Linked DNA regions of Mus musculus: regions 1, 3, 4, 5, 6 and 7 are each linked to region 2. Evidence: chromatin loops called from intact Hi-C (ENCODE). Cell type or tissue: heart. All regions are shown on one strand. Region 1 overlaps Pde4b (phosphodiesterase 4B, cAMP specific). Region 2 holds the start of Mier1 (MEIR1 treanscription regulator). Region 3 holds the start of Slc35d1 (solute carrier family 35 (UDP-glucuronic acid/UDP-N-acetylgalactosamine dual transporter), member D1). Region 4 holds the start of Oma1 (OMA1 zinc metallopeptidase). Region 5 overlaps E130102H24Rik (RIKEN cDNA E130102H24 gene). Region 6 overlaps 0610043K17Rik (RIKEN cDNA 0610043K17 gene). Region 7 overlaps Dnajc6 (DnaJ heat shock protein family (Hsp40) member C6).

Evidence for each region. A loop is a pair of places that touch in the nucleus more often than their neighbours do. Peaks named below come from ENCODE experiments on the same cell type or tissue, not always from the same donor. Only the 100,000 strongest peaks of a DNase experiment are listed, where the experiment ranks them.
Region 1: it touches region 2 in a loop (2.6-fold over the local background); 8 of 42 quality-filtered maps call a loop at or near these places.
Region 3: it touches region 2 in a loop (2.7-fold over the local background); 11 of 42 quality-filtered maps call a loop at or near these places.
Region 4: a loop joins it to region 2, with 3 times the contacts of the local background. A loop is called at or near these places in 6 of 42 quality-filtered maps.
Region 5: a loop joins it to region 2, with 8 times the contacts of the local background. A loop is called at or near these places in 3 of 42 quality-filtered maps.
Region 6: it touches region 2 in a loop (6-fold over the local background); 3 of 42 quality-filtered maps call a loop at or near these places.
Region 7: it touches region 2 in a loop (4-fold over the local background); 2 of 42 quality-filtered maps call a loop at or near these places.

The regions. Positions count from the first base shown.
Region 1 is chr4:102,503,645-102,507,644 of GRCm38, forward strand. It overlaps Pde4b (phosphodiesterase 4B, cAMP specific), which reads left to right. Exons shown (of 15, transcript NM_019840.2): 5 at 2,349-2,398. Among named protein-coding and RNA genes, the nearest start is that of Gm52668, 9.8 kb to the right of the region's middle. In heart, a CTCF peak has its summit at 2,342 (motif pointing right); a DNase peak (open chromatin) is centred at 2,247; H3K27ac peaks cover 474 bases.
Region 2 is chr4:103,117,755-103,121,754 of GRCm38, forward strand. Mier1 (MEIR1 treanscription regulator) reads left to right here and starts at 1,636. Exons shown (of 13, transcript NM_001039081.2): 1 at 1,636-1,755. The coding sequence starts at 1,747. In heart, a CTCF peak has its summit at 1,748; a DNase peak (open chromatin) is centred at 1,647; H3K4me3 peaks cover 2,776 bases; H3K27ac peaks cover 2,073 bases.
Region 3 is chr4:103,213,039-103,217,038 of GRCm38, forward strand. Slc35d1 (solute carrier family 35 (UDP-glucuronic acid/UDP-N-acetylgalactosamine dual transporter), member D1) reads right to left here and starts at 2,138. Exons shown (of 12, transcript NM_001356276.1): 1 at 1,626-2,138; 2 at 1,021-1,054; 3 at 833-919; 4 at 127-194. The coding sequence starts at 1,828. Gm46864 (a long non-coding RNA gene) reads left to right here and starts at 1,905. Exons shown (of 3, transcript XR_001784379.1): 1 at 1,905-1,959. In heart, a CTCF peak has its summit at 2,397; DNase peaks (open chromatin) are centred at 1,803 and 2,243; H3K4me3 peaks cover 2,491 bases; H3K27ac peaks cover 2,166 bases.
Region 4 is chr4:103,311,539-103,315,538 of GRCm38, forward strand. Oma1 (OMA1 zinc metallopeptidase) reads left to right here and starts at 2,308. Exons shown (of 9, transcript NM_025909.3): 1 at 2,308-2,345. 4930456L15Rik (RIKEN cDNA 4930456L15 gene) reads left to right here. Exons shown (of 4, transcript NR_045887.1): 4 at 47-294. It overlaps Gm36523 (a long non-coding RNA gene), which reads right to left and starts at 2,184. Exons shown (of 6, transcript XR_867961.2): 1 at 1,934-2,184; 2 at 1-620. In heart, CTCF peaks have their summits at 2,131 and 2,821; a DNase peak (open chromatin) is centred at 2,263; H3K4me3 peaks cover 1,395 bases; H3K27ac peaks cover 896 bases.
Region 5 is chr4:101,347,961-101,351,960 of GRCm38, forward strand. The region is part of intron 1 of E130102H24Rik (RIKEN cDNA E130102H24 gene); the gene reads right to left. Among named protein-coding and RNA genes, the nearest start is that of Mir101a, 2.9 kb to the left of the region's middle. In heart, a CTCF peak has its summit at 1,630 (motif pointing right); a DNase peak (open chromatin) is centred at 2,871.
Region 6 is chr4:101,360,106-101,364,105 of GRCm38, forward strand. All of the region lies in intron 1 of 0610043K17Rik (RIKEN cDNA 0610043K17 gene), which reads left to right. It also overlaps the pseudogene Gm12795. Among named protein-coding and RNA genes, the nearest start is that of E130102H24Rik, 5.9 kb to the left of the region's middle. In heart, a CTCF peak has its summit at 1,876 (motif pointing left); a DNase peak (open chromatin) is centred at 3,316.
Region 7 is chr4:101,641,349-101,645,348 of GRCm38, forward strand. Dnajc6 (DnaJ heat shock protein family (Hsp40) member C6) reads left to right here. Exons shown (of 19, transcript NM_001164583.1): 19 at 1-1,451. Among named protein-coding and RNA genes, the nearest start is that of Leprot, 4.4 kb to the right of the region's middle. In heart, a CTCF peak has its summit at 1,627 (motif pointing left); no DNase peak of the experiment used is centred here.

The DNA.
Region 1 (4,000 bases), 610 kb before region 2:
TGGAAACCACCATGTGTGCTGTAGCGGGTTTCTCCAGTCTCCTGCTCCCTAAAGTTAAATGATAACACTCCCTCGGGAGGGAACTGAGAAATGTCAAGCACGGTGTCCAACAGAGAACAGCAATCTTGGCATGAGGATTCCCCTACTCCATCGCACATGAGAATCAGATGCCAAAGAAAATATTGCTCAGCATCACCCAGTAGGGCCACTGGTGGTAGCTATGGAAACCTGTCCATGGACCTGCAGCTACACAAAAAGCACTACATACAGGTTCTCTTATCCCAGGGAAAGAAATATCTGGAGAGAAGTCACAATTGTGGCCACCCAGCAAGCAGAGCCTTCCTCAGCAATGGCCTTGCATGCTTTTCTCCATCATTTAGAATTTGGCCTCTCCCTCAGACCTGCCTATGCATGGGGATCCAAAGAGGACTTTAAAGTGCAGATCCTTAGGCCCTGCACCAGACATATGAAAACGAACTCTTCAGAGGTGGGAAAGGTATTTATGAAATATCTCCCAGAGTGAGGCTGATGCTTGCTTATGATACCAGAGCTTGTTAGACTCAAAGTCTGGGCCCTGGCTGAGTAGCATGCTATACATTCTCGACACAACAATTAAAGAGACAACAGAAAACGGAGATTTATTCAATAGAGCAGCACTGGGAAGCAACTCAGTGGCACCCTCCTCCCCCACACATACACAAGACCATCTTCAGGCTCTGGACCAGAATGTTAGGTTGAATAGAAGGCAAGAGGGGCCCATAACTAAAGAGTTCTGCTCAAGCTATCTATGGTCCTGCCTATGACTGATCTATCCATCTCAGCTCCAGGTCTGACGAGTCCTCAGCACTGCATGGATCTTTTTTTCTCTTTCCACTGGGGAAAATCCTAATGTCTTGGGGTCCATTGTCTCATCAGTCTAATAGTCAAAGGGATGGGTACAAGTGTCTGTCTTTAGGATATCGTCACTCATGTCAGGACACTTATACTCATAACTACTGGCCTGCATCTCTTTCTTGACCATCAACAACATCCTGTGTGGGAAAGTGGCACAGACTACTGTCAGGGCTTCTGAAGGGGCATCTGAGACCACCAGTGTTGGTAGCATCTGAGAGCTTGCTAGAAATACAGATCTCTCTCTCCCCTGAGGGTCACTGCATGGGATCCCATAGGCAAGGGTAACTGCAGGTCACTGCTTTGAAACCCCAGAGACAGGGCTGCTTCTTGTCTACTAAATCAGAAGACCAGAGGCAGGCTGGAGCAAAATCTTCTAATATGTCTGGTAGATGACTCTGATGCACTCTGAAGTTAGAGGTCACTGTTGTATACTTGCACAGGGAGGGCCTCCAGCAATGCACTGGGAATCTGCGAGAGTCTGATGGAGAAATTCTGCCAAGCACCAGAAGGAAGATGAGACCAGCAAAGGACTAGGGACTGACAGGAAACAAGAGAGAAAAGCTAGTATGAAAAGCCTACGAGATAACACATTCTCCTAGCTTTAGCCCCGAGGGGCAGAGACAGATTCCAGAGACTTGCTGGCCAGTGAACCTAGCCGAAAAGACAATTGCCAGCTTCAGTGAGAGACCCCTGCTTTCACCCATACCTACACGGTCAAGCACATCTGCACACATGTGCACAAACACATGCAAATAAGGGGCGTTGCACTCTTAGTGGAATACGGGTTGGTTGGTTTGTTTCGTTTGCCTCTTGGTGTAAGGAGATGGTGAAAAATAACACCTCATTTCTCCATGAAGAGCCAGTGCCTCCAGTGAAGAAACCAGGATCGCTGTGGGCTAGTTGCTGGGTGTGGTATTTATCAAATGATTTGTCCTCTCAAACATCTCGGTTTCCTGAGGTGCAGATAATGTAGGTCCTGAACTGACACATCTCTAAGTGTTCCTCTGGCTGTGGCCTTCTGTCCTCCAAGAACTGGGATTCATGTTGACTTCTGAATTGAGACCTAAGTAACAGTTTTGATGCTGTTGTTGTTGTTGGTGGTGGTGGTGGTGGGTTTTTTGTTTGTTTGTTTGTTTGTTGTTTTTTGTTTTTTTTTTTCTGAGAGGCTCTATCAGAAAACCTGAAGTGGAGGGGTTGGCAGTGGACCTGAGGTAAACAACTTCCTTCCTGGGGAGTTGTTGCATCCTGATGCTGTGCAGAGGGAAATTCCAGGCCATCTGGATATGAGAGAATTGCAATCGTCTACCCATATTACAGGAGCCGGCCTTCCGGTGATAGCCTTATGTCACTGGATAACTCATTAAGCCCTGAAAATCTCCTGGGGCATCAGGGATTGTGGTAGGGTGGGGGTGCTTTTCAATGCATACTCAGCCTCTTTTTCTGCTTCTCCACAGGAGGTCACCAGCGGCTAGTCAGGCTCCAGTCTCCAGAGTCAGCCTGCAAGGTAGGCCTCCTCCAGAGATCCATCTCTACATTCTGAAGCAATTATTCGAGACTGTTATTAGAATAACAGCGTTTATATGCACACTGTAACCCTCAGAAGCAAGTCACTTGGTGACCTTTTTTCAACAGTGTCCCATCACCCCAAGTGAAGCCCAACTAAAAATACTTAGAAACAAAGTGCCCACTGTGTGCCTAGGGCTTCACAATTAAATGTGTGGTCCTGCCGCATCCAGAAGAGGAGGCAGCTGTATGTATGTCAAGAGTGCAACTTGACCTTAGCTTGCTGAACCCCCAGTGAACTCCTGGAGTGCTAACCTCAAACATTCCCCCACAGGGTGTCCACATTAGCCCAAGGTCCCCAAGGCACATTAAAGGGTTTCCTCTTAGCATCAGCTCTAGCTACAAGTTGCTCCGCATCCTAGCCAGGTGTGAAACCAAAGGTTCTTTCTAGCTCACAAAGAGTTTCTCTTGGATGTCATCCAGCTTCATTCCTCTCATCTTTCAGTTACGAGCATCTGCTCTTCCTGTGTATCGAAGTCCATTGAGAAGGAGGGCCACCTTGGAGGAACACCAGAGAGATATGTCCAACATGTATTTGTCACATACAACCACTTAGGTGACTTTGATGAGGTCCATGAATTCCTCTCCCTTGACCCTGTCCCATTCTTATAGCAGGGGACGAAGATACACTCGGCATGGCCCTCTGATATCTAACAGTGCTAGTCCGGGTACTTCCTCCTCAGATGTTGTGTTCTGTTAGTATGACGGCCATAAGGATCTCAGAAGTGTCATAAATTACTAACCTCTGAACGAAGGGAACAAAGGCAGTGCATTCCATTTCCTCATCGGCTTCTGAAGCACTTACAGAATATGCTTTTAAAACTTTTAGAAGGAAAAAGATGTAGGAAAAAAGTGAAAGAAAGACATGAGGCAAGGTGGAGTCCTGTGATATGAGCTAGAAAGAAGGAAACAGTGTTCTGCCCACAGACTTCAAAACCTCGGCATGCTGATGGGCCACTTCCGTTAGGTATAAAAAGAAACAGAGTAGCGTCTTAGTGTGTAGCTGTGCTAGACGCTGAGGAGATCAAAGGAGCTGTTTTGAACCGCCTGTTGTTTCATCTTATTGGCCTGCCCACGTGGTGGCTTTGTTTGCAATTCTACCAACATGTTTCTGATACCAATTTGAATATTTAGAATACATTTCCTGTTTCTTGTAATAAATATGAGCATATACCAGGAGGGTGTATGGCACTTAGGGTTCTATAAACTAACTCATTAGCAAAAACACTGAAAGATGTTTTATGATTATTGGCACATTGACTACAGCTTGGCATCGGGAGCTTTCTTAAGTGCCTTTGAAACAATGGAGCTAAGATGTAAGGATGCCCCTTAAGGCAATTTGTTTTTGTCGGTCTTTGTGGCAAACTACAACAATCCTCGGTTTTCTCTGGAAAGAGACTGTGGTGGTACTAATTATTACGTAATTACTGGTTTCGGAATCTTCTCAACGGTAAACCACAGGCAGAAGAGGACAGAGGAGACACACATCCCGTGTTTTGTTCTTATTATCAGCTGAAATAAGTCGGGCAGATTTTTCCTGTTA
Region 2 (4,000 bases):
GTTTTAACTGAAGAATCAAAGACTCAATAGACTAAAGCAACTTGAACTATAATACTAAAATTCAGCAATACTCCAGTTTTCCCTTCAGTGGCCAGCAATAATCCACATATATTTACCTTGCATATTTTAGTGCAAACTGCCCCCTGAACCCTTTATTATTTTTAACCTGTGCCCACATACATCCATTAGTTTTTGTCTTCAGGGTTTTTTTTGTTTGTTTGTTTTTTTGTTTTTTCATCCAGTGAGAACTATTTGGATAAGAGCTGACATTTTAAAAAGTCCAAGGTAGTCCCTTAACTTAATATAACTGTATCAGTGCTAAAATATTTATTTCCCTCCAAGAATTTGTGGGGGGAGGAAGCTTATATAATCTTTAAAATAAAGTGAAAATACTATAACAAGTGCAGTAAATGGTAAGAATTGTTTGTAGATTTGGGAACCTTAAAAGTTTTCCTTTCTCTTCTTTCCCTTGCTTTTCTTTCAGTAGAAAATGTGCATCAGATGTTTATGTTTAATTGGTTTACAGACTGTCTCTGGATTCTTTTCCTGTCAAATTACAAGGTAATGTCCTTTCACTTAGCAGCTACTTCGTATACCTATACATGCAGTTTATTCATGCACAAATTGTTATTGGGCTTAAGACTTTCAAGTTCATGTCCAGTGTTAAGAAATGGGAAAAGGCTTGATGGAATCTAGAATTTTAAGGAAATAGAAATCATTTCAGAAATCAGCATTCTCCCAAGTGCATTATAAGTATGATGTTTAAGAAAGTTGTATGTACACATTTGTGCAATGATTTTTTTAACCATGGTATATTCCTCAGAGGTAATGAGTATCATTTAACTGATTGATTTTTGGTAGTCATTTTTGAAAAACTTAATCATGTCGGAAAAAACGCTGGCCTTTAACAACAACAAAAAAAAAGCTTTTAAACTTACTGCCCATTTTAATATCTGCCTAAATTATCTACTTTAGGGAACCAGATAAATCATTGGCCCTGGCCATTATCAGTATGGACCTCAAGGCCAGTTAGCAGTGCATTAAAACAAACTTTCTACTTGCAAGTATTTTAGGCATTGCAAATATGTACGTTCTGTCTCCGTGCAGTCAAGTAGGCATATCCATAGAAGAGCATTACTTTACATTTGAAACTTTTGTATATTTGTGCAAAAATTCATCCGTGGCAGAGCTGTGTTGCTCCTGGCATCACAAAAAGTGAGGAAAATGTAATGTTCTCTACTCTTCATCTTTGCGCTGGGCCAATTTGGGGGAGTTGGAGTTTTCTTGCTAGGAATCACCAGGGGAAGTATTTGTCAGAGCGTTTCGTGTTGCTGTCGCGCCCAGGCAACATCTCTTTCCCAGCAAAAGCACTTCAGAAGTGACCGACCGGTAGAATAGGAGGTTTTTTTCTCCTGCAAAGTGAGTACCCTGAGGGGACCTCTCCGGACCTCGCGCGCGGACTGCCCCGGGCTCGCCCGGGCCCGCCCCTCGCGCGCTCCCCCGGGACGGCGGCCGCGGGATCGCGCGCTCCCTGCTCCGCGCGCGCCCGCTGGCCTCTCCCCTCCCGTCCCGCCGAGCGGGGCGCCGCGAGGGGGCGGAGCGGGGTGTGGTGGCGCGCTCGGGCGGCTCCTGCGCGTTCCCGCCGAAGCGGCGGCGGAGAAGGCAGCGGGAGCCCCGCGGCCCAGGCGCACATCCGGGTTCTGGCCGCGACCCGCCGCGGCGATGTGACCCGGTGGCGCGGCCAACATGGCGGAGGTAAGAACGAGCGCCCCTCCCCGGCGGGGCCTCGGTGGAGGGCTGCGGGCGGGAGGCGCGGGCCTGCCGGGGCCGGGCCTGCGGCGCCGCTGCCCACCTGTTGTCCGGCCCGGCCGCTCGGCTGGGCTTCCCGAAACTAAGTTGGGCGCGGAGGCGCCGTCGGACTTGAGGCAGTTGGGAGGCGGCCGCTGCGGGAGGAGCGGGCGAGGGCGCCCGTCCGGAAGCCGCCCAGGGCGCAACTTCGCCGGCCGGCGCGGCCCGCGGACTCCTCTCTGCCTGCTCCCGCGAACTTTCTTCCCTCGCGAGCCCAGAAGTCGCTGCTCCCGCCAGCCCGCGTCACCCCCGCCAGCCCGCGTCACCCCCGCCAGCCCGCGACTGCTGACCTGCCGTCTAGGCAGGGGGCGAGCAGGCTGACACACCTTGGGTTAGTTTAGTAGTTTTCCTGATAGTGGAGAGGTGAGCAGGAGAAATTAACCCAGTAGGCCCTATCCAGCTTGGGACTCTTCCCCCTGGCCGAACCTCCAAGTTTCTTTTCCACGCTATAGCTCCTGAACCAACTAGGCTAAAAACTTACAAATCAAAGGTGCCTGTAATTATTTACCTTTTATTTTGCTCTTCTTAGAGAAAACTTTTCTTGTTTCTCTTGTCCCTCTGCTGTAGGATAGAACCCAAGGTTCTTGTCAAGGCAGATAAGCAAGCGCTCTACTACGAGCCACATCCCCCCCTCCCCCCCAGCCTTAGCTTCATTTCCTAGTAAACAAGTTCCTTTGGTTAGTGTTCTCAGATGGGTAGGCAAGCAAGTTGCTTTAGGTGTAATTAGATCTTAGAATGTGCTGTAGGAAATTTTAATATTTTGTCTGGTTTTAAGCCATCGGTCCTGTGGTTTGTTTAATTTTTAGTCGGTGAATTTCGTTACTGTTTGTTCCCCCTGAGTTCATATTGTTATATTTGGACTTAATGGGATCTCTCTTGAGGCAAATCTTGTAAACACTTGATTAATAAAGCAGTAAGATTGCTAAACATCTTCATGTTTTTCTGTCGAGAGCACCCAAAAATAGATTGAGGAAGTATTTGATTTTATTTACCACTTAGCTCTCAGTTTTCAACTCCTTCATTTGCTAAATGAAGCAGAGAAGTAGAGAGTGACTACTTTTGTTTATACATAATATCTGTAAGCCTTGGGCTACAGAAACATAAGATGTGCCTTTCCTGTACCAGTCAAGCTTCCTGGAGTGTTAACTTGTTCTTCTGTTATACAGTGACCTTTAGGTTGATGTTCTGAAATTTTAAATGTTATTTATTTATTTGCTACTAAAAGAAGAGGAGCTTTCCTGGAAGCTGGACTGTTTGCTGCCAGTATTGAGAAGACTTGATATTACTTAGCGCTAAAACGCATTAGTTGTGTTTTCAGGTGGTTTTTTTCCTATTCATAGTCAAAGAATTGCAAGACATGAGTAGTGGTCGCATTACTTTTACTTGACATAGATATGCCTGGGTGTGATCCACCAGCCTTTCTTCCCTGGGCTCCTGTGCTACAAGAGGAAGTAGAGTGTATAGATGGCTTTTCAGGCATCTTATCAGCTAACCTTCCCTGGGCTCCCGTTTGCTGAAAATCTACAGGATATATGTAGTATTTGCTACACTGCTGTGCTGTGGCCTCAGGTCTATGTGGTTGGACAGTCACACTCCGTGGCACGTTATTGATACGAAAACACGGAAACCTAAAGAAACGTCACCAAAAAAACTGAGTGCCAGCATGCAGTGTTTTGTTATAGAAATGAAAAGTGGCTGCATTCATGTGAGAATGGGAGAAGTGTGCCCACCTTGGCCACTATCTTGTTCTCTAGTGTAAGCTGCTCTTCTTAGGTATCCCATCATGTGGAGAGGGAAGACTTGGGGCTTGCAGGAACAGGTGGATGGGTCAATCTTAGGAACTTGACTTTCATTTTCATTGCATTGTTTAATGACCTGGTATATATTTTATATTCTTAAATTGCCTATAGGTTGCCCTTTGCTTTGACTGTGTAGGATACAACCCAAGGGTCTCATAAACTTAGAGGAGTAAAGGAATTTTACATGTCAACAAAAATATCCTAAAATAGGTGAAGAGAAAAGTAAATTTATAATTTTCCTTGTCTCAGTTTTTTAATAATTGAGGGTTTTTTTTTTTTAACAGTAATCCTGGAAAAAAAATGGTGGCGAGATGATTGGTTAACAATGTTTTACCTCCGTATAGACTTTTCAT
Region 3 (4,000 bases), 95 kb after region 2:
CACACACACACCCTCCCCCATCCATTCCTGCCACACTCAAACATAATACATTAACACAACATCATTTGTATTTAACTTTAAAATCATATTATTTTAACCAGACTAGAAAAATAAAGTTATCCATACTTCAGTTTCTTTGTGCTGAACAGTCCCGTGATTTGGTTCCCAAAATATAGTAGAGGTAGTGGAAACGTCTGGAAAAGTGAAAAGGGCAAGGGATGTCAATAATAAAGACATTCACAGCAAAGAGAAACAGCTCTGTTTATATAGTCAAATTCTTTCCACTTGAAACATAAGATTAGCTCCCATAAACAGGACTGACCCCCATTAAACTTCCAAACATCATTAACTATCCTTGGAAGAAGAGGGGATGGAAATATGAACATAATCAACCATGTGAGACAGAAACATCAGTTGCTTGAAAATATGGTACTATACGAGTCTGAGACACAGAAACATTTCGGCATCACATGGAGTCTCACAGAATCATAGAAAAGAATATGAAAGAAAACACTCCCAACACCACCACCTCCAATAAATAAATAAATAGGGAATAAAGGAAGCAGAAGATCGTGGCTAGAGTGGGCAGATCTGTTCCCAGAAACTCCTTAATGAAGAGAAGGATTTTCTATCTTCATCTTCCAGAGACGTTGTCGTCTTGGGTGCCCTGTGGCCTGTTTTCTCTAGCTTTGCTATATGCACTCGGAGACTAGGGTGGGAGCTAGACTGCATTTTTAAATATTCAAGACGCTGATTTTTTTTTCCGCCCTTAAGCCACAGAATGGCTCCTTTTTATAAAATAAAGTATCCCTTCTTTCTCACGTTTGTTTACCTTTCGAGGTACATTTCTGTCGAAGTCAGGAAACTTGACTACTCTGAGTGTCTTTCCCACCCAGAGAACCGCTACCGTGGCCACCATCTGCAAACAGAGAACACACACAGATGCACTGTTCTGCATAGAAAGACACACACAGAACTTCTGACAACACAGACCACGGGATGCCCGAGATTCCAACTAACCTGGCCAAGTCCAACACATAGCGAGGATGGAAATCTACAAAAGGGGTAAAGAAAAGGGGGTTAAAAACGGCCAGAACGTCCTCAGAGCACAGGGAATTCAACTCCCACACTGTCAGCCTTAAAATGCGTTCTGATTCAACCCACAGCGATGCCTGCCCCTCCAATAAAAAACAAAAAATTAAAAAAAAAATCTTAGATTTTGTAGCCTAGGGCGACCACTTGTCTGGTCTTGTCCTGTTTTTTTTTACAATTCCCTTCAGCTTCCTGCAACGGATTTTTCCAGAAAGTTAAGCCGCGGAGACCTCGTCAACGGTTTTAAATCTTTTAAATGACTCTTGAGGGGAAACACAAGACACACACATACAAACTTCTGCCCCGGAGTCTCAGTGACAGCGGCGACGGCGCGTGGGCGTGCGGCCGCGCCGGTCCCGGGGCTGTCAGCCGCGCGGGTCGCTAGTCCCTGGGCACCGGCCTCGTTGTGCCTTCCCCCTTCACCCCCAGCCCTGGCCAGTGCGGCGGGGAGCGTGGCCGAGGGTATCCCCGGGTGGGCTCGAACCCCCGTCCCTGCCCGCCGCGCCGCAGCCGCCGCCCGCCAGCCCGGCCACCTGTAGTTGGTGAGCACGCTCTTGTTGACCACCACGATGAGGAAGGAGCTCACGCCGTAGAAACCGGCGGCCAGCAGCTTCAGGAACACCGTTAGCGTTTCGGCCGGCGCCATCCCCAGCTCCTCCTCATCTCTGTGTGTGGAGGATTTCGCGGGGGCTTCTCCTTTAACCGGAGCATGCTGACGTCTGTGGACTTCCGCCATGGCGGCGGTGGCGCCGGCGGCGGTGGCGGTGGCTGCCGCAACGGGCCTGCGAGCGAGCGGGGCGGCGGAGCGGCGCGGCGGCGGGGGTCTGGGCCTGGCGGTGCGGAGCGCGGTGCCGAGCGGGCTTGGCGGTGCGGGGCGCGGAGGAGCGCGGGCCTGGCGTGGCGGGACCCCGGCTGCGGGAGCGGGCCTGGCGGTGCGGGGCGCGGGCCCTGAGCTCCGGGGCTCCGCGATTGCGGGCCTAGCGTGGCGGCGGAGGCTCGGGAAGGACCCGGCGGCTCGCGGCAGGGCTTCGCGGGTTGTGCTGCCCACAGCTCCCCGCACTGCCGCCGCCCGTCCCCGCCCAGGGGTTGGGACACTGGGGTTCACACCCTCGGGGACTTTGCCCTGGCATGGTGCCTCGCGGGGTCAGGGAAGGGCCGGGGCTGGCTCGGCGGGGCTGGGGACCCGGCATGGGCTCCGGGAGCAGCCGGGACACTGCTGGGGGACCACTGAGCCGGGCTGGCGAGCACAGAGTTGCGCCTGCGCACGAAGGCGCGCTGGGTCCCCCTGCGGGGAGCATGGGGGTTTTGCGGGAGCTGGGCTGCAGGCCTAGAAGTACCTCCCTCCTTTCTAACGTGTGGCTGGCAGAGAAGTGATGCCCCTGTTGCATCCTCAGTTATCCCGAAAGCTCTTTTTTTGGCCTCACTTGCCGAGGGGTCAAAGGTCACACAAAGTATCAAACATGATTCAACAGTAAACAAAGATTTCATTCTGCAAAGTGAGACCTCTCATGCTTCTGAAATTCTTTTTGTTGTTTTTTGCTTGTTTGTTTTAGCTGGTATATCCAGAAAAGGCAAGGATGAGGAAAGTGTTGCAATAAGCCGCTCCTGGAATAGTAAAAAGTGCAAGGTGTTTGGAGCCTAAAGCTTTGTTCCGGTTTTAGGACTGTTTGAAACATTCCCTGTGCTCTTAGGCAGATTCGATGGTCTCTGCACCTTCATCTCACGACCTCTGTTGTGTAAAGCCAGTTCTGTTTTCTTGACACAGTGCAGTCACACAAGCAAAGAATACCTGTTGAAGCAAGGACGTTACATTCCTACTTTTAGAAAGTTTTGAATTATTCCCCCAAACTTCCCATCTTCTTAAGTGTCTTTTTTTTTTTTTTTAAACTGTGGTAAAAATATCAGTTTATTGTTTTAATCCTTGGATGTGCAACTCTCACCAGGCACCCTCCCCAAAACATTCACCGTGTCAGATGGAAACTCTTGTGGGAACGAAGCAATCATTTCCTGTTCTCTACTCCCCTCCTCAAAACCAAGTAACCTGTGTTGTGCTGTCAATCTCTGTGAATCTGACTATTCTGTATATCACACAGATGAGCAATCGCACAGTATTTACCCATCCGTGACTGGCTTAGGCCAGTTACACAATGTGTTCAAGGTACATGCACCCTGTACCGTGTCTCAGAACTGGAATTCCTGGCAGCCAGCATGGCATCCTTGACTGTTGGTAACCTCCTTTGCCCGCACCTCCAGATGCCTGGCTTTTCCCCTTTCCTGAGTTGTAGCTAAATCAACAACAAGGCTCACATCTCTCTTTCTTCACTTCCATTTCACAATGCCCCTCCCTCATCTCTTCTTGAATTATTACTTTTCCTTCTATATTGGGCAAAACGGTGCCTGTTTTCTGGGGAGCCTGTCTCCAGAGATCCCCTTCATGCCTTATAAAAAGTGACCTCTCCCTCTGTGCCCTTCCCATCCCGTGCACTGCTTTTAGAGAATGTCTTACTCTGTCCGTGCTACCATTACATATTGCCCGTGACTGGACCATTTATAGAGAACAAACATTCTGGATGGTTTTGGAGAATAAGAAATGCAAAATCAAAAAGCACCGCCCCATCGGGTGTCTCTGTTAAGGCCTAAGCCCTCTGATTCTAAGATGGTGCCTTGATCACTGGTCCTGGAGAGGTGAAAACCACTGTCCATGGACAGCATGGGCCTTATGGACAGCCGAAGAGACAGAAGGACAAAGGAGGGCAAGTGCTAACTGAAGGCTGGTGTCTGCAGCATGAGCTCTGTGCTAAAGGCCTGTCTTCCTGATTCAGTCACATTGACGGTTGTTCCCATGTATCCAAGTTACCCAAAATGGAAATAAATGTAAAATTATGGGGCTAGGAAACAATGTTTTTCT
Region 4 (4,000 bases), 190 kb after region 2:
GGAGAAACAGTGTCATCTAAATATGACAGGACCATTGTATTTACAGCAGCTGTGGGAGCCTGTGTAAGACTTGCAGAAGACCAAGCCAGTCAATGGTCCAGCATGGAGTGGAAGGGGCTCAGATGAAGACCACTGACTCTGCATGGGAGCTATTGACGGCTGCTGGAGGAGGGGGTTCCCCTCCCCACTGGGGAGGTGGTGGTAGAGGGTGTTCTCTGGTAGGTCAATCACTCATTGGGTTTCCCACCCCACATGTGTGTATGGGCCACATTAATTAAACTCAGTGGGTTACTGAAAAAAAAAAAGAGGGCACGAAATTGTGAAGGGAATATGGGGTCATCCTGGAATATAATAGAAATACATTATAGGCATATATGAAATTCTCAAATAACAGAAATCTTATATTATAAAAAACCAAAACCACCAACAAAAATACAGAGCTGAAGTCCTTTAAGAAAGATAAGCATATGAAAGTGACCAATGTCAGGGCTTGATAGATGGCTCAGTGGTTAAGAGCACAGCTGCTCTTCCAGAAGTCCCGAGTTCAATTCCAAGCAACCACATAGCAATTCATCGTTGATGCCTTCTTCCGGTGTGCAGACTTACACACGTACAAAACACTTATGTAAGGAAATAAATATTGAAAAAAAGGAAGTGACCAATGTCAGAGACTGGAACCTCATTTTCATCCATGACCAAGAACTACATGTAAGAAACAAAACATGTCTACATGTCTAACATATAAATGAGGGGGCTGGCAGGCACTATGTAAATGGCTCATAAAATGTCTCAGCCAGTTATCATTGATCTTCTCCTGCCCCAGTCTTCCACGAGCTGGGACTAGAAGGGTGTGTCACTATACCCAGAAAAATATCACTATCTTTAAATGAAGTTAAGTATTGGTAAGTTACCATTAATTATAGCATACTGAATACTCACCCCAACCCCCTTCCCTTCCTTTTGGCTTTCTCTATCTATCTAATTCTCTTCTTACTTTTGTTGTGTTGTTGTTGTTGTTTTTTGTTGTTTTTGTTTTTTTAGGTTTTAAGACAGAGTCTTACTCTGTAGACCATGCTGACCTGGGATTGACCATGGAATCTGCCAACCTGGTTTTGAATTCAAAGTCATCTTCTGGTTTCAGCCTCTTAAATGGTAGAACTGAAGAGATAAACCACCATGCCCTCGTTTGAGTTTTAAAATGTTTAAGTTCTCTAGGGTTCTGTCTCCCAACTTCTATTTTCTCTTAACCCATCTACCCCTTTCCTCAATGGTACCCAAGGTCTGACTCATCTCTTCCTTACTGGTGACTCTGCTAGTTATGTTCCCAGCTCCCATTGGGTTGTAGAACCATGTTCACTCTATGACTGCTTATAAATATTTCCACAGCCCATCTAGCGGATGTGATGGATTGAATACGCCTAAACCTTCAGTGTAGTCATGCTCTCTGTCCACCTTTGTCAATCCCTGCTTCATGATGTCTTCCTTGCAGTAACCATATGATATTGATCACCACCATGAAGTGTCTGTCACACATTAGATAAATATTTGTTGAATACATAAATAGTTGAATACATAAATAGTATTTTTATCTTTAATGTGTGTCTTAGGTAGCCTATTAGAAAACCAGAATAATTCATATAATCACAAAGCATCTTTTTTTTTTTTGGCTCTGGTGGGTAGCTGCAGCTCCCACAGAATCATGCCTGCCAGTATTCACACTCCTTTGTAAAACATTCCCACAATGAAATCTGGTCTTAGGACACTCCAGGAGCTGTTGTCATGAATACTGCTGACCACTTATAAGTCTGGTGTCCTAGAGCGATCATGGTGAAACAGTCTTTCATATTTAGTCTTATTTTTATGCACCTTTATCTAGGACTGAGGGATGATTGTTAGTAAGTAATCGGGATGCTGGAGTTAATGTTATACCTACGATCAGAATGATCAGTGCAGCTTCAAGTCAAGGCATCATAGTTCTCCAGCAGCCCCTGGAATCGCTTTCCTTTTGGCAGAACTGGTGTAGAAACTACAGCAGGCACGGTTTTGCATGGATCCAACACAGCCATGCCAAGTACCAAGGAGGTGTAGAGTTCCTGGCAGGTAGCTTAAATCTGGGCTATCCTCCTCCCACCACACGGGGGCGAGACGGCGCCACAGTCCGTACAGCCGCAGCCGGCCAGGACTGGGACTGGGGAAACGGACTTGGCTCTCACAAGGGCGGAGCAAAAAGCGCCGGAGAGGTCCCCAGGGCAGGAAGTGAGGGGGCGGGGCTTGGGAAAGGTGTGCGCCTGCGCGGAGCCGGCTGTTGGATTCCGCTCGGGCTGTGGCTTCAGTGCGCGCTCACGGTGACGGCTCGGCGTTCTTCCAGAGCGGGGCGGGGAGGGCGGAGAGGGGAGCGGGGCCCGGGGGATTCGGGGACCGCGGTGGGCCTAGGCCGTGCCGGACGAGGCGAACGGCTCGGTGGGTGGAGCTTTCTGGAAGTTTGCCTCCCGCCTCGGGTGGTGGCTTCCTCCTAAGCGGCGCTTCCTCCAGGCGTTGCCGGTCTGGCCTGTGCGGGTCTCCCCTCCGCCTCGCCGCTCGTCCTTGTGCAGAGCGACACATGCTCTCCTGCCCCAGCTCGCAGCATTAGCGCAGTCGGAGCAGTTCCAGGGAGCTCATTGGTTTCCTCAAAAACTTGTATTCAAGGATCACTTGTTATAATACTTAGCACTCGCGGTGTGACGGGGAGCAACTGTGCTGGGGCAAACCTCCGCCAGAAATGTTAGTCCCAGCAGATGAAAACCCCACATTTGGAATTTAGGAGTTCATCGCCTCCTAGCGTCTCTCAAGGTCTTGGAGCCCTCTTAAAAGGATTTAACTTCATAGGCATCATCCCGAGCCAAGATGCAGGGGTGCGGTGTGACATTTGGAAGCTTAAGAGCCAACCCTGATAACTTACTTTTTTTTTTTTTTTTTTTTTTTAAGAAGCTGTCCATCATGTGTACTTAGCTGGAATGATTATTTTAAAGTGCATGTCCTATTTTTGCCAATCTGACAGCTGTTTCCATAGAAACTAGAGAAGAAATTGTAGTTTTCAGTAAGAGTTGTTAAAACTGTCTCCTAGCCATCAGCAGTGAGTGCGAGTGAGTGCGCACTACTTGCTCATTCTGAGATGGCACTTGAAGAACTAAGGGTTTGAAATGTTCTTAGAGGCTAGCAATCCAAATTGTGTAATTTTCTCACATCATTAATTTCCTAATCCTACAAGTCTGCCAGCTATGTTTGTTGGCCTGCCACAGTTCTTTGAAGAGCACACGTCAGTCCCAGTTCTTCTTAGGTGCTGTGTAGTGTAGTGACTGGCTCTTTGAAAATGTATAAACAGATTTCTTTCCCCATTAAAAACATTTTTTTTTTGAAGGATTAATCAGTGATTACGGATTAACAACTACGGTTTCTATTCTGGATGGCACTTGATTGCCAGTGTTAGAAATGCTAATGATTTTAATTATGTACCTAGTGTTTGGAGCTTTTGTTTTTACCTTCTATGGGTAGACTACGTTAAATATGTTTGCACCTGCTCTGAAATGAGCACTTTTCTCATGAGCAGATAGATCCCAGCAGTTCGAATAGGGTGCATGACATTTGGAAGAGAGTTTATTTTCTGAGGGGGGATATCTATACACTAGATGTTCTGTCATTTAGCAGTGGATGAAGGAGGCTTGGAGAAGGTGCCTTTGGAACTGGGAAGCTGGAAGCAACATTAGGAAGTTTATTGAAAAGCTCACAGATAACCAGTGGAAATTACAGAAGAGCTTGCTTGGCTTAGGATTCACAAAGTAACATACCCTGTAAACACTTAAATTGCCCAGAAAGAGGAAATACTGGATTCCTCATAAACACCGTTCTGCCCCCTGAATTTCACGTAGGCTTTTTATAAGACTTATATCTGTATCTATTCGTGTGTTTGTCTTTACTAGCTTTACTGATTGGGCAGGCATTTTTGTCTTGTCTTTGCTTTTTA
Region 5 (4,000 bases), 1.8 Mb before region 2:
ACACACACACACACACACACACACACACACACATGCACACACGCACAGCACACAGACATACACGCAGACAAAACACTCAAATCCATAAAATAAAAATAAAGCCAGTGAGGTGGTGCACACCTTTAATCCCAGCACTCAAGAGGCAGAGGCAGGAAGAAGTCTGTGAGCTTGGGTCCAGCCTAGTCTACATAGCAAGCTACAGGACAGCCAGGAATACATAAACATCCTGTCTCAAAAAACTAAAAAACAAAAATCTTTTTTAAAAAAGTGTAAAAAAAACCCACAGAAACCCTGGGACATTCTGTGATTTGCCCAAGATCTTATAACTAAGCAACTCAGGTCCAAATTAGTTTCTGTAGACATTGGATCTTCCTTCTCTCCCCTGCTCATCTCATCACTGTCCAGGATATTCAGTTGATAACACTCACAAACATTACTGAGTGTTTTGTACGGAGATCTGGTTTCCTAGTAACCCAGACCATGAAACAGAAACTAATGGTTTGTACTTTCAGAAGTAATTCCCCCCAAATCAGTCTTGCTGCTCTAGACTCTGAACAGTCACGTTGCTGACCCGCTGGGCGGTGCTCACCCACGCCATGCTCTCACTGTGGTTTATGCCAGTTCTACAGGTAAAATCGTGTGAGGCTAGAAATCTTTGGGATGACTTTTACATAATAATAATCAATATATTACTAACATATTTATTAATAAAATCACTAACATAGGGTGTAGTTATTAATATACAATATAACCATTACCACACATTATCTATTATAGTAGGTATAATAGATAATAAATTATTAATGCAATAATTAAAATAATAATAATAATGGATACAGGGTTTCTCTCTGTGGCCTGGCTGTCCTGGAACTTGCTATAGATCAGGCTGGCCTCAAACTCACAGATCTATCTGCCCCTGCCTTCTAAATGCTAGGACTAAAGGCATGCACCACCACTGCCATGCTGGAATGTGTCTTTTAAAAAAGGCAACACAACATCACTTTCATTATTAGTAGCTGTACCTTTGAGACATACCCTAAAGTTACTTCAGAGAGGAGTCCTGTTTTTAATAAAAGGTACAAAAAAGGGCTGGGCATGGTGGCGCATGCCTTTAGTCCCACTAGGGAAGCTGAGGCAGGTGGATCTCTGTGCCTTCTAGGCTACCCTGGGAGGTGTTTAAAAAGGTCTGTAAGATCAGAATGTCAACATAAGAATACCAACGTTTTAAAACCATGATTCATTCCATTTTCCCATGTCAGTCACATCTCAAACAATTTCAGCATGAGCAGAGCTTGACAAGTATTTGAAAAATAATGGTGTTTTCAATTAGTCATTTGCTCAATTTCAAAGACTCACTATATGCAGATCAGACATTAACTCTGCCTCAAATAAGTCAGATAGGCGAATCAATTCTTTAGATCAGGAGTCAAAAACCAGAATAGCACAATGAATGTAGCTCAGCAAGTAACTCTATGTACTACAAAACTGACCTTCATCTTTAGAAAAGTGATAACCAAATGAAATAATCTACCTCACAGAAATTAAAAACAACCTCTCCAAAGTGCAAAGATAGCTAAAAGTTAAGGCGTCATTGGCAAGTAGGGCTTAGCAAACTGATGTAATACATATTTGAGGCACAAGGTGGCAGTGAAGATTGAAAGAAAGAACGAGCTGGTGCCCACAACTCTTGATTCCTGGAAATGGTTGCACGTTTTCACCCAAATCATACGCAGGTCATGTGAACAAAGCTAGTTTGATTGTTACAAAAGAAAAAAGTTTGGAGATCTGAGTAACCAAAAAGTATAAAAATACTAATGCTTAGTTTCTCCTGACCACAGAATCTTCTCCATCTATGGAAACACACTTGAATTCCAGCGTTCCAGAGGCAGAGGCAGGCAGATTTCTGAGTTTGAGGCCAGCCTGGCCTACAGAGTGAGTTCCAGGACAGCCACGGCTACAGAGAAACCCTGTCTTGAAAAACCAAACCAAACTAACACCAACACCAACAAAAGACAAAACAGCCAGACATAGTGGGCCGTGCCTATTCAATCCCAGCACTGTGGAAGCATTATGGCTGCGTTGAGTTCCAAGTCAGCCTGAGCTAGAGGGTGAATTCTAGGCCAACCTTAAATATAGGGAGACCCTGTCTTAAAAACAAGCAAACAGACAAACAAAAAACAAGACAAGACAAAACAAAACAAAACAAAAAAACCCAAAGTTTAAAAACAAAACAACAAAAAAAGAACCAATTTCTTCGTAATTACTTCTCCGAAAAATTTCTTAAAATCCAAGTCCTTCAGGGACAGTGCTGTGCCATATACCTTGCTCCTGAGTGACACAGAATACAAATGATCTGACTGAAGGTACACTGTGCTCCTGCCAACTGCAAGCTAAAAAATTAACATATGACCTGAAGCCATTAAACTGCCTATGTGTTACATAACTGGAGGCATGGGAAGTTGCCCATAAGCCAGAACTGTTTGAAGACTGCTGCTGGCTAATTTAAATCCCCAACTCCTTTAACTTGAAAACCATAAACCAGCTGACTGACAATATTAAATAGTATGGCAGTGTCCTGGCAGCAGGGGTCTCCACATCCGCACTTGCCTGGCCAGGAGCCTCAGTGGTGCATGCAGTGTGCACCTTGCTGCAAACTCGGCTATATTACACTTTAAGAAACTAAATGTGCCAAAGACTTGTGGAAAACCCTGGAAAAGGTTGCAGATTGGTTTGTTGTTTTTTGTTTTCCCTCTTCCTTGAGGAGAAAGACCGGTTAAAAGTCAAGGCAACACGTTCTGTTCAAAGCCAGCCCTGACATTCAAACACAGCCAGCACCAAGACGCGCACATCACTGTCCCATCCACTTCGGGCACTGGCCTCGAAAATGTTCAGGCTGCACAGCAGCAGGCCCATGTAGATGAGATCAAACCAGCATCCTTCCAGAGAAGACATGTACAAAGTCCCACAGGCAGGGGGCTGGAGAGATGGCTCCGTGAGTAAAACTGCTTCTTTCAAAGGCTGATGCCTGGAGTTCCATCCCCGGAGACCTACATGATGCAAGAGAGGACAGACTTCCACAACTTCCACACAAGTGCCATGGCTCGCTCTCACACACACACACACACACACACACACACACAAATTTAATTGAGTAAAAACAATAAAAAACAGGCTTTGTTCCTCAAGCTCATGATTTTCGTCCAAAAATGTCCAAGAGACAGAAATCTGATTGTTCCATATGCTCTCTTTTAAAAGCCTTCCCTTTTAATCCATGTAGCTCAGTGTGAATGTAGTTAGCCTGGCTACTCAAGTTACTTTACTTTCTGACTCTGCTCTGGATTGCATTTTATACCCAGAATTTTGACTTTATAGTTTACTCACAAGTAATTTCCACTCCGTGTTTACCTCTATAGAATATGCTTTTACAGTAATCAAAAACACCCCAGTTGAGGCTGTGTGCACTGGCACACACTGGTAATCCCTGCCCTTGGGAGGCTAAGAAAAAGAACTGCTTTGTTTGAAGCCTGTTTGGGCTACGCATTAAGTTTGAGGCCAGCCTATGCTACAGAGCAAGAGCCCATCATTCATTCTCATATATATATATATATATATATATATATATATATATATATATATATATATATATGAATGATTGGGAAGATGGCTAAGTAGTTAGGAGCACTTGCTGCTCTTCCAGAGGACCTGGGTTCAATTCCCAGCACTGACAAGGCAGCTCATAACGGTCTGTAATCCCAGGGGATCTGATGCCCTTTTCTAGCACGGTACACTGATAAGCATGCAGGCAAAACACCCTATTCACATAAAAATAAAAATAAAGGTTAAAAAGAATCTTTGGAAGACTTACCCAAAATAACAATAAAAACAACCAGTCAACCAAGTAGTTTCTTACAAAGTTACTCATTACAAATAGGAAAAAAATATTAATTGTAGCTGGCCATGATCCCAGCACTGGGAGGTTACTGCGGGAAGATCTGGTGTT
Region 6 (4,000 bases), 1.8 Mb before region 2:
CCTTCAATTGTAACCTTGAAAAGATGTATAAACGACCAGACAGACAGGTGGGCCGGACAAAAGGAGCAGCAGACCACTGCTGCTGCTTTGTGGTATCGACCTAAGATATAATTAAGATCTAGAACTATCACCATCCACACTGTAGCAAAGCCCAGTCAGAACACATGCAAAGAGCTTCCCTCTCTGAAGAGTGAAAAGTTGCCTTCTCACACCAATGAAGAAACTCAATCGAATTGGCGTGCTTCTGTGGTTTAAAAAAAAAAAAAGCAGTTTCTCAGCAGGTTCCTTTCACCCTGTGAGAAGCATCCCAGTTGTGTCGTTGACGAGCTCTTGGAGAAACGTAGTTAATAGGAAGCCCTTTTAGTTGTTAATTAATTAAAACACTTTAATCAAGAATCATTTTCTAAGGAACTTGTTCCCAGCCCTGAGTCAGGTGCTAAGAAACACGAACGATGAAGATAAGGACTTTGCTCTGGAAGAACTCACACTCCAGTTGTACTTTATTAAACAAGTGTTTATTCATTATCCACCAGGAGGAATTCAGTAATGGATAAGACACTAGGCTTTGTCTATTGGGAAATCTAGCAAGTTAATAATACACATATTGGTTCAACTTCCTCAAGAAGTATGTGATTGGCTGGTGGTAGCCCACATCTGTAATTCCAGTATTTGGGGGTGGGGGTGGGGCACTGGAGCAAGAGACTCAGGAGTTGAAGGTTAGTCTCCCTTACAAAATGAGCTTGAGACCAGTTTACAGGGTTACATGAGACCCTAGCTGAGGAAGTGAGTGAGTCTAAATTGAAGTGTGTGACTGGCACAGGTTTCAAGCAAGAAAAACTTTATGTATCTATATTTTTGGGTTTTCTTCTCCCTACGGCTTTTATTCCTTAAGACAGAAATTACCCTCGAGAAGGTAGTTTAATCTCTATATCTTTTTTTTTTAAATGTATTCAGTCCAACTCCAGAAGTTCCCATAGTTTATAACAGTCTCAACCTTTTATTTATTTATTTATTTATTTATTTATTTATTTATTTATTTATTATATGTGTGTACACTGTAGCTGTCTTCAGACACTCCAGAAGAGGGCATCAGATTTTTGTTATGGATGGTTGTGAGCCACCATGTGGTTGCTGGGATTTGAACTCAGGACCTTTGGAAGAGCAGTCAGTGCTCTTAACCGCTGAGCCATCTCACCGGCCCCCTAATCTCTATATCTTAAATCATACAAACCTATATCTTGCTTATGTAGGGATTGTGCTGGGTTTTTGTTGGCGCTGTGTTTGGTTTTGCTTTGTTTGTTTGTTTGTTTTTGTTGTCTTCAACTTGACACAAACACTGATCAGCTGAGAAAAGGGGACCTCAATTGAGAAGACTCCCCCATCAGATAGGCAAACCTGTGGGCCAGTTTCTATATTAATAGTTGATGTGGGAGGGCCAAGACCTCTGTGAGCGGTGTCATCCTGGGGAAGTGGCCCTGGCCTGTACAAGAAAGCAAAGCAAGCCGTTCCTGAGGAACAAGCCAGAACAAAGCACTCCTCCATGGTCTCTACTTCAGTTCCTGCCTTAGGTTCCCCTTGCGACAGAATATAAGATAAAAGATACCCTTTTATCTACCAAGTTGCTTTTGGGTCTGATGTTTATTACAGCACTAGAACACCATTTCAGCTGGGCAGCATCATGAACTATGTAAGTTACTTTCAGCACCCAAGGCTGGGCTATTGAAGATGTGTTCTGGTCTCTTCAGTTCTTGTCCTCTGAACCCCGATTCTCCCCAAACCTACTATGAAGATACTCCAAAAAGGCAACCCTGGGGCTATAGAGATCATGACAGCTATCATTAACTCCAGGCCTAGGAGGTCTGACTCCCTCTTTTGGCCTCCATAGGCACTGCATGAGCATCAAGCTCAGACACACATGCCAACAAAACACTGATACACAAAATTACAAATAATAATAATAGCAATAATTTTCTTCAATATGTAAGTCTTTTATTGTCCCCAAAGAGCCCCCATTGCACTGGTAACCAGGATCTTGTTTCTGAGCTGGGTACCTTAGGTCTTACCTGCCAACCTGCTGCACTGTTCCCTTCCCAGACACATAGATGTCGTCCAAAAACTTTCTGAGATCCTTGTTTTTAACTGTTGTGGCTTGCTGAATCAGAGCGACTGAATTTGAAACAAGTTCAACATCATTTCCTTCAAGGATTAACTCATCCTTCTGGGCTTGGGAGACAGAGCAAGCAGCACCTGGCCTCATCTGAACCCTGCGGATGGATTTTCCACCCAAGAAATTCAAATTTCAACTAAAGACCCATTTTCCTGAACAACACTGTTGATGGGGAAGGGAGCATACACAGACCTCATCTTTTTTCTTTTTTGGTTTTTCAAGACAGGGTTTCTCTTTATAGCCCTGGCTGTCCTGGAACTCACTTTGTAGACCGGGCTGGCCTCGAACTCTGAAATCCACCTGTCTCTGCCTCCCAGGTGCTGGGATTAAAGGCGTGCGCCACCACAGCCCGGTGCCACAGACCTCATCTTAACAGAAGCCCAGTGTAACATCCTTGATCTTGTTCTGAATGTAACTGCAGATGGTTCTGACAGTGGCCAGTTCCTTTCTGTTACCCCACTATTTGTCAATCCAGAGCCTTTTCTTTGTCTTTCCAAGGAGACTTGGCTCTACGTGATTGAAGTCCCTCCGCAGAGTTCCCCAGGGGCCCTTCGCGCCCCTTCAGAGTGATGTTGAATTTTCTGGAATGTCGGCAGTCTGAGTGCTGAGAAAGGTCTTCGTTCTCACAGTAGATGAGGCAAAGAGCATAATAATTAAAAAAAAAAAAAGATATCCTGGTTTTATTGTTTTCTTGTCATTAAAACTTGGACAAGGCGCCACTGAAACCTGCCACAGAGGTTTTCATGCTGCAATGCGCAAGAAGCTCAAATGGAATCTAGTCTGGGAAGGTGGTTTGGAAAATGTATGGCACTAGCGTGGCAATTTAATTTACAGGCAAATTTCAAGTTCTTCCTGGCATTGATAGGGATAGTCCCTCCCTACAGGGCCTGGCATTCGCCTTGCTTCTTCAAATGCCAAGGGACAATGGAGATGGAAGTTTCCAAGCATGCTCTGATTTCTCTCCCTCTCCCTCTCCCTCTCCCTCTCCCTCTCCCTCTCCCTCTCCCTCTCCCTCTCCCTCTCCCTCTCCCTCTCCCTCTCCCTCTCCCTCTCCCTCTCCCTCTCCCTCTCCCTCTCCCTCCCTCCTTGCCCCCAAGGCTTTATGCTGGGGACTCAAGCCCAGAACTTTTCAGCATAATAGAGACTCCTCTACTTCTGAGCCACACCCCCAGCCTGCTATCTGTGAACAGTGTGTTCCCCAGCCATGGTCATTTCATAAGTGGCTTTTATTGTTTCATTTTTGATCCAGGGAATACCTCATCACAACTGAAACCAAAGTCTGACAAACTGTGTCTTATAATGAGTACGTACAATTTACTTTGATATTTTCTATTTTAAAAATTGTTTTATTATTACATATTAATTATGAATGATGGGTCTCGTGACATTTTCATTCATACAACCTATTTTGATTATACTCACCCTTTTAAAGATTTTTTTTTCAAATTTTGTGAGAGTGTACACATGTGTGTGAGAGTGCAAGTGCCCTTGGAGGTCAGAGGTATCAGAGCCTCTGGAGCTGGAGTCTGGCAGCCAGACATGAGAACTGAACTTGGATATGCTGCCGGAGCCATACCTAATTGAGACCACTGAGTTCAAATTTGTACCCAAAGATGACTTTGAACTCTCCTCGCTCTCTCGTCCCACTTCATGGGACTAGAGACAAGATCCATTGGGCTTGGCTGGTATTTTCTTATTTATTTCACTTTTTTTAAAAGTTAGAAAGTCGGAGATCTTCTTGGGGTGAGGAGCAATGCCTTGCTACCCCAGCCCTTTTACTCCATCCATGTATTTATTCCAACTGCACTCAGGAAGGCAGTACAGTTGGTAGAG
Region 7 (4,000 bases), 1.5 Mb before region 2:
CCATAATTCCAAACCTATTTGAAATCCCCTTCTAATTGTTGCCATGAGGCTCAGTGCTCTTTCTTTTGCTTAGCCAAGAAAACATTCTTCATGGGTGACAGTTTGCAAAGCAGCTTGGCCCATTCACACTTTGTATAGACCTGGCATTCTGGTGACTGCAAGCCAGGGGAAAAACAGAGAAGATAACACTGAGTGCTATTTAGAAGGGTTTGGTTGGGGATAGAGCTGTGGTGTGCCTTCAGATCCAATTGGATAGCTTGCCAGTTGAGGAGTCAGAGTCCCACCCACCCAGTGGATCTGGCCCCTCCCACCCCGGGATTATCTCCGCTGGGTTTGCTGTTGGATGCATGTGAAAACTATGCAAGAATGAAACTTTCCCAGACTGACATCAGCTGGTGGCAGTTCACTCCAGTGCTCAGAGCTTCCCACTTTGCAGGGGAAGCAGCTCCTACTGCTGGGACTTCGCTAGGTCTCTGGGTGAGCACATGTGCGGCATCTATTTATCTATCCATACCTGCATATGAATATGTCTAACGTGCACACACACATTCACAAAGCAGGTGGTCAAAAAGATTATCATGCTGATCTTAAAAGGTTCACATTCAATATTGTGAAAAGCTTTCAGAAGTTGTGTTTCCAAGACAATCATTTTGTTTGTTTGTTTCTGTTTTAATATTCTTGTGACAACTAAGTTGAAAAAGCAGCATGTCAGAAATAATTTTGATTCTATATAGACCTCTTCTCTTTTTTTAAATTATAAAAGTTTATTATTTATTTTACCTTTAACTGATAATGTGAAATTCTCAAAAATATGTTCTCTTTAAAATATACAGTTGTAAACTCTTCAAAGTAAACATAACAATCTAGGTGTTATTTATTAACGTATTATACAATGATGTCTGACCCAGTATGTGCTTGTCCTATTTAAGATTGGAATGTGAGACATGTTGCTGTGACCTGTTTTGTTTTGTTTTTTTGTTTGTTTTGTTTTTGCCTCATTCCATATTTGTAGATATTGTGTGAACTACAGTATATAATGACAATAATTAAGAGGATATTATGTGGCTGTCACATACATTTTGAGATGATAGAACTATATTAGCTTTGTGTCATGTTTGCATAGGTCATTAACGTTCACGGTTTAAATACCATTAAATGTTATGCGATTAGCAATGAGGAAGAACCCTTCCTTAAATCTGGGAGTTTCCCACCGCTCTTTCCCTGATGCATTATGATCCTGGACGCCTGTCTATCTCAAAACTCTTAACACGTGCAGACCAATAGGTTCTGTGTTCCTTTTAAATACCAGGTTGTGACAGTTTGTTGTTGGCCAGATCCACCATCTCATTCATATTTATTGTAATATATTTTTGTTTTGTAAATACATGAAACAAAACAAAATGTCATTGTTCTAAAATATTTGTAATGTATATTAAAAAGGATACAAAATACTTTTAGAAATATACATTATTTTTGTACCTGCGGGAGTACGAGGGGCCAGAGAGATGACGCAGTGGTTAGACGTGCACACTACTCTTGCAGAGGACCTCAGTACCCACACTGCCTGTGTCTTCAGCTGCAGAGGGCTCTGATGCCCTCTTTTGGTTTCCACAGGCACTTGCATTGACGTGCACACACCCCTCCTCTATACACATGATTAAAATAAAATAGATCTTAAACAAGCAAAGAAGCATCCCAAACCAAACAAATGAGAAATGGAGTACAATGGCAAACTTGACAGACACCCTCTAACCCGACTTGCTTTTAAAGATCGGTAAGGGGGAAGAATCTGAAAAGTGTGGAGTACATTTGCACCAAAAGGTAACCTGACAAGATTCTATGTTTATACTTTCATCTCCCAGTATCACTCATGTCTTGAGGCAGACAGACAGACAGACAGACAGACCCCACTGGTCATGTCTGATGAAAACTGTGTTGCAAAAGGACTCAGCATAGGAATCCTGTTCTTACTAGAATATGAATGTGTTTCCAACCACATGTTTGTGTGCTGAGTCAGAGAGACTGATTTACCATCGAACAGAAATGCTGGATATTTTTAAGCCTGAGGACAGAGAGAACATATGCACATTTGTAGACACACTGTTCCAGAGCATTTGAGCCACGGCTTTGCTGATGTGTCCAGACCAGTGGTTTTCAAGCTTCCTAACTCTGTGACCCTTTAATGCATTTCCTCGTGTTGTATTGATTCCTCTAACCATAAAATTATTTCATTGCTACTGTGTAGCCGTAATTTTGCTACTTTTATGAGCTGTGATATAAATATCTGATATGAAATATCTGTGGGAGCCACAACCCACAGGTTGAGAACCTCTGGTCTGGCAGCTCAGGTCAGTACTAGTGCTACTGGTGAGACCACATTGGGTAAGAAGTCAGCACAAAAGTTGAATTTCAGAGGATGTTATCCTAGTTCAAGACATTTTCCATGATGAAAACACCAGCTTATAAAATGCAGGTCAAATCAAGAGTTTTTTTTTTTTTTTTAACTATTCTAAAAATAAGCCATAAAGTTTGTGGAATGGTGATATATGTTGGTTTGAAACTAAAAGAGTAGCTATGAATACTGATTTTTTTCCTACTTAATATCTGTTATATTGACAAATACTTTAAACTCTGAGTCGTGATTTTATCATTTGTAAAATAGATTCCTTACAGGTCTTATGAGGCACCATGTGTGTAAAGTATTACCTCACAGATACTAGCCAATAACTATCAGTACTGCTAATGATAAATAAGACTAGGTGCCACACTGATGGTTTTTGAGCTGGAAATACATGGAGCCCTCAGGTTCAGAAACGGCTCCAGGAATAGGAAAGTCTGCTGGGAACACCTTATTCCTTGACACTTCTACCAGTCTCCTTGGGACGGGGTGAGATCTGGGTGTAGAAAATGACAGATGCTTGTTTCTGTTAGTGTCATAGCACAATTCTGTTTAGGATGCACTGTGACCTTAGAGCCTCCTCTGGGGCAGATGTGTGACCTTGTTGTGCCCTTACATGTGTGGCGCTGTAAGATCTGGAGTTTGAGAAGGGTATTTTCTGTGGACTAGGGGGAGGTGATACTATTTATTATAAACTTACTAATATTTGCTATATCAGGGCTCAGAAAATGACTACAAACTACAGATTCCAGAACCCAAATTTCTCCTATCTCCCTTCTTCTTTTCTTGTATCTCTCATTCTTTTCTAGGCAGATCATAGAGACTAGAATTCATCTTTGCCAAGGCAGGTCATTGAAACCACACCTTTTCCCCAAAGCCAGATGTAAAAACGAAAATCACTCCCAATCTCCTCCCTTTTGCCATAAGAGTTGGCCACCTGAAGTCCTCTCTCATTCTCTGTAGATCACAAGGTCTCTTTTCCAGGGAAGGGTCTTGTGCCATATCTGGAGGGAGCGCTGCACAGAGCAACCAAGAAGAATGAATAGACAGACCCTTTGGATTCCTCTCTTAGTCCATTACTGTTCGGCCAGTCTCTTTCTGGCCCATAATCTTTCTGTGTGGCTGCCAATGCTTCATCAAACCTAAACATAAGATTGCACAGTACACACAGACTTCTTGAGTCTTCTTCAGCCTGCAGGCTTCTGTGTCATTTCAAACTATGATCAAATAAATTTGCTATGATTTTTTTATGTTGTAACCTGCCTTTTGCTATAGTTGTATTGGCCATGAAACTTTATGAATGGTAAAGGGATCACCCCTTTTTTGTTCCCAGAGTTAATATAATCAACCCTTGGTATATGCTATAGATGAGACACTAGTAAATATGTATATTAATATGAAATCAATGAATTGCTTTGAACTCTCTTAAGATAAGGTTTTACTGTTGTTTCTCCTCACTGTCAACCCCTGCCTCCTCTGGGCATAAGATCTACTATGAGAAGAAAGCAACTGATTAATTGCATTAGTGTTTCAAGACTTGGTCTCAGCTTTCCTGTTCCGTGTCACTATTTGAGCTTGAGTTTTACCAACTGTCTTAGTTAG